Linked DNA regions of Homo sapiens: region 2 is linked to region 1. Evidence: chromatin contacts called from ENCODE Hi-C or POLR2A ChIA-PET data. All regions are on one chromosome and are shown on one strand. Each heading gives the region's core, a stretch centred on a gene start or an enhancer-like site at or near the end of the contact. The rest is flanking DNA. Distances are from core to core; before and after follow the strand shown. Region 1 overlaps TNFRSF11A (TNF receptor superfamily member 11a). Region 2 overlaps BCL2 (BCL2 apoptosis regulator).

The links. A loop is a pair of places that touch in the nucleus more often than their neighbours do. ChIA-PET counts read pairs that join two places held with the same protein, here RNA polymerase II (POLR2A).
Region 2: a map of CD8-positive, alpha-beta T cell shows a loop between it and region 1 (12-fold over the local background). The contact joins two enhancer-like sites. A Hi-C loop is called at or near these places in 1 of 168 maps with a recorded cell type or tissue (CD8-positive, alpha-beta T cell). POLR2A ChIA-PET finds 5 or more read pairs at or near these places in 1 of 52 experiments (HEK293).

The regions. Positions count from the first base shown.
Region 1 is chr18:62,390,890-62,397,028 of GRCh38, reverse strand. TNFRSF11A (TNF receptor superfamily member 11a) reads right to left here. Exons shown (of 10, transcript NM_003839.4): 10 at 5,741-6,139. Among named protein-coding and RNA genes, the nearest start is that of TNFRSF11A, 69 kb to the right of the region's middle. Within about 2 kb of position 2,453, at least 2 of the 41 ENCODE cell types and tissues checked have a DNase peak (open chromatin) inside an H3K27ac peak, as active enhancers do.
Region 2 is chr18:63,256,793-63,262,931 of GRCh38, reverse strand. The region is part of intron 2 of BCL2 (BCL2 apoptosis regulator); the gene reads left to right. Among named protein-coding and RNA genes, the nearest start is that of BCL2, 60 kb to the left of the region's middle. Within about 2 kb of position 3,740, at least 6 of the 41 ENCODE cell types and tissues checked have a DNase peak (open chromatin) inside an H3K27ac peak, as active enhancers do.

The DNA of each region.
Region 1 (6,139 bases), core at 1,204-3,703:
TAAACAAATTCTAATACAACGAGGCAAAGAAAAAAAAACACTATTTAGCAATAAAAAGGAACAAGCAAGTGATACATGCAAAAACATGCCATTATGCTAAGTGAAAGAAGCCAGATCCAAACAACTACATACAGTATGATTCCGTTTATGTGACATTCTGGGAAAGGCCAAGCTATAGGGATAGAGAACAGATCAGTTGTTGCCAGGGGCTCAGGTGGGGAAGACAATTGACTACAAAGGAGCAGGAAGGAACATTTTACAGTGATGGAGATGGTCTATGTCGTGATTGTGGTGGTGGTTGCATGACTACATGCATTTGTCAGAATTCATAGAACTGTAGATGTAAAAAGGTGAACCTTCCCTCATGTACATGATACTGACTCAATAAAGTGATGTATTTTAAAATGAGTCATTTTGTGACTCTCTGCGTATGCTGATGTTGAATAACCTTTCATTAAAACTCTTAAGGGAAATAAGCATGGGGAAGGCGGGCAAGTGGAGCAAAGGGGGAGTGACTCCTTTGCTTTTCAAATAACTAGCCCAGGTGCTACACTGTAGCTGCTTTTCTCTGAGCAGGAAACAGAAGTGGCTTGGGTGACAGGGCCTATGACTGACTGTAGTGTTCTTGAAGAACAGTGGTCACCATCTGTCCCTCTTGGTGAATGTCCTCTAGTCCATGGATGCCTGCTCATTGTCCACACCATCCATGGATGCTCAGACATGGTGTGTGTGGGTTTGTATTTGTAATTGTTTGTTCAGGTTTAAAGATCTCTCAGCCATGTCATGATGGTGATTTCATTATTTATAATGAACATATGGTCATGAACACAGATCCACAGGGCCTGGCAGCAATAATGGACAAATGCCCATCAGCTACTGAGTGGGCTGCCCATCCTTCTGACATTGCACACGTATTTGCACTTGCTCTAGGTGCTAAAAAAGGATAACCAGTGTCATCTTATCACAGAAAGGAATCTCTTTGGGGGCATAGCGCCAACAAGTTACAATCTAAGGATGTAATGTTAGAGTTCTCCAGAGAAATAGAACCATAGATAGAGAAAGAAAGAGAGAGGTAGATCTATAGATAGATGTGTGTGTGCATATATATACATGTAGATACATGTGTGTATATATATATATACACACATGCATATATATACACACACATATAAATATATGTATATAGAGAAATATACATACATAGAGATAGATATTTTATATGTATTATATATGTATTTATATGTATATATGTAATATATAATGTATTAGGGGTCTCTAGAGGGACAGAACTAATAGGATAGACAAATATATAAAAGGGAGTTTATTAAGTATTAACTCACCCAATCACAAGGTCCCACAACAGGCCGTCTGCAAGCTGAGGAGAAAGGAGAGCCAGTCCGAGTCCCAAAACTGAAGAACTTGGAGTCTGACGTTCAAGGGCAGGAAGCATCCAGCATGGGAGAAAGATGTAGGCTGGGAAGCTAGGCCAGTCTAGTCTTTTCATGTTTTTCTGCCTGCTTTATATTCTAGCTGTGCTGGCAGCTGATTAGATGGTCCCCACCCAGATTGAGGGTGAGTCTGCCTCTCCCAGTCCACTGACTCAAATGTTAATCTCCTTTGGCAACACCCTCACAGATACACCCAGAATCAATACTTTGCATTCTTCAATCCAACCAAGTTGACACTCAGTATTAACCATCACATATATAGAGAGATTGATTGAGTTATTAATGATAAGGAATTGGTTCGTGCAATTATGGAGGCCAAGAAGTCCTATGATCTATTGCAAGTTGGAGATCTGTTGTCTGGAAAGCTGTTGGTGTAGTTCAAAGGCCTCAGAACCAGAGGGCTGATGGTATAAACTTCAGTCCAAGTCTGAAGGCCTGAGAACAAGGTGCACAGAGGGTAAGACAGAATCCATGGATGTCCCAGCTCAAGTTGTCAGGCAGAGAGGAAAATTCAACCTTCCTCTGTCTTTTTATTGTATTTGGCCCTCAACGAACTGGATGATGCCTGCACACTGGTGAGGGTGGGTCTTCTTTACTCTGTCTACTGATTCAAATGTGTGTCTCTTCATAGAGGCAGAAATAATGTTTAACCAGATATCTGGACATCCTGTGGCTTAGTCATATTTATACATAAAATTAACCATCATAGATATAAAGTTTTCAATGCAAAGTTCTATGACTTACTATTTAATTTGGGACTAAATCTGATTCTAATGAAAAGATTTGTGGTATGAAAAGAATATTTCCGTCATTGACTCTGCCTATCCAAATCAGTTTAACTCTAGTTCATAGCATTTTTTTACAGCTGAAAGCAGAATGCCTTGGAGGAAGCAAAAATTACTAGATATAAACATGACCGCCTATCCACAAAGTCATCCTAACCGTGGGCAGGTCTCGAACTCCTGACCTCAAGCCATCTGCCCATCTCTGCCTCCCAAAGTGTTGGAATTACAGGCGTGAGCCACCGCACCCAGCCAGTTTCATTTTCCTTGACTCCCTAAGGCATTGTTAGAGGTTCTTATTTTTCCTGCTTCCTTTGGGAACCCAGATATGAGCATGAGTTCTTGATCTTGTCAGCTCAAGATTTTGCTTTTCTTGAAGGAATTTCTAAACAATCTCATATTTCAGTCTACCATGTGCTGTTGCTTCTTCACAGGGTATTGCCTTGGGCTCACCTGTATGAAATCGCTTCTTCAGTTTTGTTTCCTTTAGCTTGCCTTATGAATTCTGCTTTGAAATCTCTCCTTTGGACATAGTAGCCTTGTCTGGACTTTGGTCAGCGTGTGAAAACGCAGTAAGGAAGTTGGGATGACGGCGAGGCAGTGAGGTTTAAGGGTGTTCCTGAGGGTTCAGGGCATATCACCTGCATTCACTCATTCAGCACATGTTTCTTGAGCATCCACATATGCCAGGAATCATGCTGCCTGCTGGATACAGTGGCGTGTGTGCGTGTGTGTGTGTGCGTGTGTGTGTGTGCGTGTGTGTGTGTGCGTGTGTGTGTGGTGGTGAGACAGGTCCTATTCAAATTCTAAAATAAATTTATCATTACAAGCTGGAATAATGCCACAAAGGATAAGTTCCAGCATCTCTAAGCACCCCTAAAAAGGGGACCAGTCTGGTCTCAGGGAGAAAGGGCAGTTAGGAAATGCTGCCCTGAGGAAGTGCTGTTTGAACTGAGAGGTGAATTGGATCTAACCAAGGGAAAAACCAGGAAGAATGCTGCAGTCAGAGAAAATCACATGTGCAAAGCCCCCAAGGTAGGCAGTGTGTGCACTGGAGAGACCAGTGCAGCTGGAGGTGGGGAGAGTAGCGTGAGATGAGGCTGGAGGGTGGGGAGCCATGAGGACCATCTGAAAGCCTTTGGTCTGTATTCCACGAACAACAGAGAGCCGTGAAGTTTTATGTGAAGGCTGATGAAATTCGACTGGAGTTTTATATTTTCAAGAGTACCTGCTCTTGGGAAGGCTGGTTCGGGTAAGGTTCATAATGCCCTGATTCCTTTTTTCCCAACATCTGCCTGTCTCTGGCATAGTCGGCTTCACTAGCTGCAAGTATAAACACAGTCACAGCTCATCATTTTTCCAATTAATATTAATAGCTGGAGCTCCCATATGTCAAACTGCTCACATTTGAAGCCTCCCCCACCAGTCGTCTACAAACTCCAACATCTTACTTGGTCCAAAGCAGACACATTCTCCTTCCAAATGCCCCAGAGAGGGTGAGGAAGGCTAGTGACTTCAGTAGCCTGAAGGGACTACAGTCCCTGTCTCCTGCCTCAGTCATGGCCTCTGCTCACTGCTGGGCACTGGTCTTATGCATACACATACTTCTCTACCCCCGAGGGGAGGCTTGGGCTTCAGGGTTAAAATCAGACCTCCCTCACTCACATGCTCTGCCTTTGTCTCCAGAGCTGAGTCAGAGGCGGCTGGATGTGCAGGAGCATCCACTTGTCCAGCCCCAAATCTCTCCCACAAACCTTCCACGTCAGGCCATCAGCCCAGGTGCACCTTTAGCACCCTGGGTATCCTTCCCTGCTGGGGAATCTTAATCCTTCAGAGAAGCTCCCAGTTGTTGACCCTCTTGGGGCCTTTCTTGTCACCCAGCACAGGCTCTGTGGACTAAGGGACAACTGCAGAGGCATGTTTGTTGTGCTCTGGTCACAACAAACAGATATTTACCATATGATATTTACCAGACCAACACAAACCAACTGGACTTACACTGATGTGATTAAACAACTTTCCTCATGCCAACAAAATCTGTCCCGGGGATGCTTGCTGTCTCCCTTGCCAGGCATAGAGGATGATGGCATTTGCACTCTGTTTTTATTTTTTCCCTCACCCAGCACTCATTATAATATTCTCCTTAATATATAAAATAATCAGAAAATATCAATAGAAAGACATTTCATGGGCTGGGCACGGTGGCTCACACCTGTAATCCCAGCACTTTGGGAGGCTGAGGTGGTGAATAACGAGGTCAAGAGATCAAGACCATCCTGGCCAACAGGGTGAAACTCCGTCTCTACTAAAAATACGAAAATTAGCTGGACGTGGTGGTGGGTTCCTGTAGTCCCAGTTACTGGGGAGGCTGAGGCAGGAGAATCCCTTGAACATGGGAGGCAGAGGTTGCAGTGAGCCGAGATCATGCCACTGCACTCCAGCCTGGCGACAGAGCAAGACTCTGTCTCAAAAAAAAAAAAAAAAAAAAAGAAAGACATTTCACAGTTCCCCGACCAATAAAACACATTTATATCAGCATGTGTGTTACAAAACTCAGTTTCCACGGGAGAATGGGCCCCTAGGAGGGTGACTGCTGCATTCCATAAGGATATAGGACAATTCTAGGACATGGCAGCTCAGAACTGGGCCCTGACATTGGGAGTCCCACTGTGTAAATGTGGAAAAATGTACTCTGAATAAACACTACTGGTGTACATCTCCTGAAACATAATTTTTTAAAAAATGAAAAATTATGTCTTCATTTTTTTCTAATCATAACAGATACTTACAGAAATGCTCTAAAAACTTTAAACATGCTTATTCCACTTTCCAGAATATATAAAGAACTTTCAAAACTCAATAAGAAAACAATTAAAAACAAACAATCCCAGCTCTTTGGAGGCCAGAGTGGGAGGATTGCTTGAGGTCAGGAATTTGAAACCAGCCTGGATGACATAGCAAGACCCTCTCACTACAGAAAAATTAAAAAGTTAGCTGGGCACGGTAGCACATATCTAGGCCCAGCTATCCAGGAGTCTGAGGTAGGAGGATCATTTGAGCCTGGGAAATCGAGGCTTCAGTGAGCTGTGATCACACCATTGCACTCCAGCCTCGGTGACAGAGCAAGACCCTATCTCACAAAAAGAAAGAAAAAAAATGAGCAAAAGATTTGAACATACTTCATCAAATAAGAGACAAAGATAGCCAAATAAGCACACGAGAAGGTATTCAGTCACAGACTGAAAAGAAAGCCACAGTGAGATACTATACACCTATAAGAATGGCAAGCATTAAAGCAAACCAGCAAATAACTGATGATACCAAATGCTGGTGAGGATGTGGAGCAACTAGAACTCTCATGCATTGCTGATGGGAATGCAAAATGGTACAGACACTTTAGAAAACAGTTTTGCAGTTTCTTATAAAGTTAAACTGATATTTACCATACGATCCCGTAATCCCACTCCTGGATATTTACTCAAGATAAGTGAAAGCACACATCCACACGAGTTTTTATAGTAGCTTTATTTGTAATCTCCCCAAACAGGAAAGAACCCATATGTTGGTGAATAAACCGCAGTACATCCATACAATGGACTACTACTCAGAAAAAAAATGGAACTACTGGTGTACCCACCGATGGATCTCAAGGACATTATGTGGAAAGAAGCCAGACTCAAATGGCTATGAGCTGTGTAACTCTACACGACAAATTGGAAAAGGTGAAACTATGGGAAGAGAGAACAGATAATGGTTGCCAGGGGCTAGGGGTAGTGGGGAAGGGATTGACTGAAAAGGGAAATGGGAACTTTGGGATGTTGAAATATTCTATATCTTGATTGTGATGGTGGTGGTTACACAACTATGTATTTTTGTTAAAACTCATAAAACTATATATCTAAAAAGGGT
Region 2 (6,139 bases), core at 2,491-4,990, 860 kb before region 1:
GGATCACTTTGTTCCCTGGCACAACAATCTCTCCTTTGTATTAAACATCTGAGAACAGAAGTCCTAAATAACATTTTTATATTCCTTGTTGATGTAAGTTCTTTATTTGGGGACAGCAGTTTGGTACTTGTTCCTCTGTCAAATTCTGATGTACTTTCCCTTTTTCCTATGATGAGGACACCACTGACCCCTAGCCTGGAATTTTACTTTGGGTAGTGGTGGTATTTGCTTACCCCGTGGGACTTTCCTGTTGAATCCCTCTAGTCTGCAGTGAGTGGCCTGTGTCATAGTGGGATGTCTGACTGGTCGGAGCAAAGGTACCCAATCCTCCAGCCTGACCATGAGCTGGGTGGTGAACTAGCCAGCCACAAACAAGCCAGATGGACAGACAGACCAAAATAGCCACTTGTCCACCTCCTTCCTGGAAATGCAGAAGGGCTGCTCCGGAGGTCCAAGAAGACCTAATTTGGTCAGCAACCCAGCACTTACTCTGAACAGGAGGTGGAGTTGTGAGCCTGGTATAAGTTCCCTACCTCCGATTCTTTACTTTTACCACACACGTTTGCACATTTCAAGGAGATGATCAGCCACACTACCAACTACTGATGGGTAACAAATACTCTTTACGTCAAAGCTCTTCTGATGATTTTCCTGGATTCTGTACTTGTACAATGAATGTACTTGTGCCTTTACTCCAAAGAAAATTAGTATATGTGGCTGGGCACAGTGACTCACGCCTGTAATCCCAGCACTGTGGGAGGCCGAGGCAGGTGGATCACTTGAAGCCAGGAGTTCAAGACCAGCCTGGACAACATGGTGAAACCCCACCTATACTAAAAATATAAAAAAATTGGCTGGGCGCAGTGGCTCATGCCTGTAATCCCAGCACTTTGGGAGGCCGAGGCGGGCAGATCACTTGAGGTCAGGAGTTCGAGACCAGCCTGGCCAACATGGGGAAACATTGTCTCTACTAAAAATACAAACATTAACTGGGCATGGTGGCAGGAGCCTCTGGTCCCAGCTACTTGGGAAGCTGAGACAAGAGAATTGCTTGAACCTGGGAGGTAGAGGTTGCAGTGACCTGGGATCATGCCACTGCACTCCAGAGCGAGATTCTGTCTCAAAATAAAAAAAAAAAAAGAAAAAATAACAACAAAAAAGAAAATTAGTATATGTGCTTTACTCTTTAGGCAAACCCAATATTATACAAATTCAGTTTTTTAAGACAGGATAGGACATTTTATTTTTCAGAAAATGTATAACCACATTCCTTAAATGGCGTAGGTAGTATAATATAAATATGGTTTATCCCCTAAGACCGTTTTTATTTCTATGTGAGTTTCAAAGCTCTCCCTTTTTCCTATTCATTCAACAACTCCACGCTGAGTTGTCTTATGGGAGGAAAGGCTGCCCTGCATGGCTCTCTTGCAGCTAATGAAATGAGCAGTTGGCTTTGGTGTTTTATCACTTTGGGTCAGAGATCTATTTCTTGCTCCTTACTCCTTCAGTGAATATCTAGTTCGTGCTCCCTATGGATCAAGCATCGTGCTGGTCTTCTTCCATCTGCCTTGTTCCCAGTGGGAGCAGTTGGAAGGATGCTGATGGTTTCTTCCTCCAGGAGAGGAAGGGCAGTGTTTCATGTCACTCACAACCAAGCAGCTAGTTGTCGGCTCTTGGAAAACTAGTTCACCAAAGGGAAGCACTGAGCCTGAGGCCCTGGGATGGGTTGGATTCTTTTCTAAGTGGAATAACATTCTACTCCTCCTGCTTAACCTTTCCTTGCAAACTAAAATGGGAAAATCACTCTATGGACAAAGTCAAGCAGAAATAAAAAATACCCTCTCTGAGGCAGCCTGGCAGTACCTGCATGAATCAGCCAGTGTTTGGATAAGAAGCAGCCCCTCGAGAAGGAATGGAGCCCTTCCCTGGACCTTAATTGATTTTTGTATTTGTTCTTCTTCTTTTAATTCTTTGTGGAAAAGTGATTTGTACTGCAGAGTGGCTTTAACATATTATGGGTGCTGTTTTATGTAATACTGTTCTTATCTAAAGATCATTTCTGCTTGTTTTGCCCTATTTTTTTTCCTGATCCAGCTCATGTTTGTTTTTCTTTTTCATTTTATTTCTTCTTTTTGAAGGAGTTATTGTTCCTCTTATTTCTCCCACTTCATCTACCCCCGTTATCTGCCAGGAGAATAGGAGAAGACATGGGCCACTTTTTTTTTTCCATTTTTAAAATCAATTGGCTAGATATCACCTTTCTCTCGTGAGTTTGTTTCATAACGCAGAGCCTCATTAGTAACGAACCTGACCCTTAAGAAGTTGGGTTATGTTTATTCCTAGGGATTAAGGCACTGTTCTGGCCTGGTTGGCCCTTTGCTGTCTGTGCTATCGTCCGCCCCTGCTGACCAGGGCGTGCCTGGCTCATGGACAGGGCAGCTCCTTGCAGAGGTACCCTGCTGTCAGGGAAAGTTCTATGGACTAGTAACTGCTAAGATCTTTTTTGATAAAATGAGATCTTGAAGCCTTCAATCATGAGCCTCAAACAATTTACATAATAAATCCAGAACTTGGAGATCCAAAAGATATTGCCATGTTTTTGGTTATGTTGCTAGGGAACTATGCCTCCGTTTTCAAATGATACATTGCTGTGTGTGTGCGTGTACATGTGCATGCATGTGTGTGTATGTATGGAATGAGGAAAATTAGGTGTTTCATGCTTATGCATTGTAGTGAAGGCTACAGTGTTGTTAGGCTTTTCTGATGGATATCATAACTCAAACTACAGAATTTGTTTACAGCAGTGTTCATGTGACCAAGAAAAAAAAAAGCAGATGAAAAGTAGCCAGACGTGTTCAAAACACAACTAATAGATCAGGTTTCTGGAACATCTGAGTCTAAGGGTTTGGTCTTCCTCACAATATGTTGAGAGGTGATGTTTTAAAAGCAAAAACGGAGAAAAGGCCAGCTGTGGAGAATGGTAACTGAGACAATTAGAAAGCAGATGTGTGCAATTGAATGTAGTCAGCCTTAAATGGATCCACACTCTCTTCTGTATGAGGGTCTGGAAGGGAGAGTTCACAGAATAAAAATGGAGTCATTTTATTCTTTCTGTTCAATATAGATTCCCACATACAGCGAGTATTTGAATTGTGACTTGCTTTCTCATTGGCGTAATTCCCACCTGCCTTTGGAAGTCCATTCCGAGGTGACCTTGCCCCCTGCAATATGGAATGGGAAAACACCTGGCTGAGTCTAGACGTCTGATAACCACGTAGGTGGGTAAGGTAACCACTGGGATGGCTGGAAGGTGTTACCCAGGGAAACTGAAGGCCAGGATGAAAATAAAAGCAAACGGTTTCCCCTTGGGCAATGACTGCCATCAGGATTCTGCTGCTGATAAAATGCTGCTCCTTTGTTCTGCTTCCTGCGTGTTCATCCATATGATAGCTGTTAGACATTTCATTCAGCTTTCACCCACCTGGCACTGCTTCAGTGCCAACCAACGGCAAGGTGCTCCCCAGCTGCCATGGGGAGCCGGGTACAAATAGACCTCAGCGAAGCCCTGCGTGCATGCAAACTGCGTTTGCCTTTTGCATTCTGCTTTTCTCTCGGGGCCATGCTTGGGACACTTACACGCTGCCCGCTTTCTTTCTGTGATGGGGGCTGGTGCCTTTGCACTAGGCCCCCACAGTCATCAATAGCCCTGTTCATGTGGGAGGTGACAGCAACATTTTGCCACATTACAGGCTGCAGGGCTCAATGTGAACATTCTTCTTAGAGTGAGCAAAGGGCATGGGACTTCTGACGGCCAGGGAAGTCACAGCCTGCACCACAGTGCGAAGATCCTCCATCTGGGCCATGGGGAGCACTTAGAATGTCTTTTTATGGGTTCAATAAAATGTGATGAACAAATGTTTGTGGTGAAGCTCTATTGTGAGGTTTTCTGATCATATGTAACATAATTACTGAAATCTTTGTCAGGCATTGTTTTGCATTTTTATCTACAAAGGAAGCCAGTGACAAGCTCACCACTGTTCTCTGTTTTCCCTTTAGTCGGTTCTTAATCATCCAAGTCAATAGAGAAAATCACCATCATCGATGACGCAAACCCGTAAAAAGTCCAAAAATAATTTGTGTTTGATTTTGAGATGGAGATGGTAGGCATGTGAACAAAACGTGCCAAGACATTTAGGCTACTTTGAGGTCCAGGCCAATGCCCTCCCAACTCGGCTCTGCTCCCCCTGAAGCCGGAGACCGTGTATAGGGATCTGGGGGACCGGAGGGCAACGCCAGAGAACAAGTGGAGGAGGTGGCTATCAATCCTCAGAGTTTGTCATCCACTATGAAGAAAGCTGGCCAGGTTTTGTTCTGATAACATCACATAGATATTTTATACTTTTTAAAAGATGATCAGAGTGACATCTGTGTGGTTAAAAAGCCAAATAACACAGAAGGCTTTTAATAAAAAATAACAGCCCTGCCTGGGTCCTGTCCTTCCTTGGTCCCACTTTCCAGAGGAAACACCTTTGAACCCTCCCAGCTTTGTTGAAAGTTCTTTGGGTGGCTACCTTCATATCTTTAAATAATATATGGTAGTACCATTTGTACTAGTTTTCTAGGGCTGCTGTGACAAAATACCGTAAACTGGGTGGCTTAAAACAATAGAAATTTATTATCTCATAGTTCTGAGGGCTGGAAGTCTGTAATCAAGGTGCCAGCATGGCCACACTTGTTCTGAAGGCTCAGGGGGATCCACCCCCCACCTCTTCCAGCTCCTGGAAGTGCCATCGGTCCTTAGCTTGCCCTCTGTGTCCCTGTGTGTCCCTCCTCACATGGCATTTTCCTCTGCCTATAAGGACGCAGTCCTATTGGGTTAGAGCCCACCCTAACGACCTCCTCTTAACTTGATTACATTTACAAAGACCGTGTTTCCAAATTAAGTCACATTTACAGGTACTGGGGACTTGAACATATCTTTTGAGGGGACATAATTCGACCCATAACACTACTCTTTCTCAGTTTATTGCCTTCCTTTTATAGTCAATGGGGTTTCTCTCCCTGATTCAGCCTCGTCTGTGTCTTCTCTCAGACCTCTTCCCTCTCCATGCTCCGTCCCTCCACTTAAAGGACATTGCTTATTTCTCAAACAAATTCTTGGAAACCTCATTTCTCATTCTGTTGACCTTAGAGAGCATCACTTAATTACTCATTTAAAAAATGAAAGCATTCACTCTTTCGGCTCCCATCTTCTACCTCTGAGCCTCTGTCAGCTAGGGCCAAGCTTGATGCCATCCGTGTTCTTTTCAGTTCCCTGAATGGTTAAATCCTCTGTCATTTGTCCTCAGACGAAGAATGGATATTTGTCTACAGCTTCTATTGATAGGATCTGAAAGTTGAAAACCAATAAACAGTGTTATCGTGACTCTGTCTCCTGGATTATTATACCTTTGCATGCCCTCTGGGTTTTAATTAAAATACTTTATACCATTTGAAAAATGACAGCATAATTTCTGTTTGTTTAGTACTTTAGAATCTACATTTATTTGATTTTAGATGGCAGCATACTTTGCTTGCTCTGAATTGGGAAACTGTCTATTCGTTTTTCTTGATGTCCTTTGGCATTACATATTGAAATGAGGCTTTGTGTCTTATAAATGTTTGATCACATGACACAGTAGCCGCATGGGTCTCTCTGTGAGTTTTTAGCAACAGGTAAGCCATTCTAAGGTAGTGCTAGCCAAACTTTGGATTTCAATGCTTTTCATTTCTTTTTTTTAAAGACCAATACAGAGATGCTAACTTTTTATTTTGCCAGAATGGGATATTAATAAATCAGCTATTATTTACTCTCACTGGTAAAATAAGAACATTTAACATGAAAAACAAAATAGTAAGGACATAACCTTGGAATAAGTTACACAATTTTAAAAATTTTGAATGAATTTAACTTTCAAAGAACTCATTACTTTCCCTCATTTTTCCCATTTGGCATAGACTGGTGAAAACATTCTGAATGGAATGGTTGTCCTAGATCAACCTTGTTTAGTGGCCATGTGTCTGGTTTTAATAGAGTAGAACATACTGTTAATGACTCTGCTTACTCTGTAGATGGTTAGGTTGATTGATTAGGACCTGG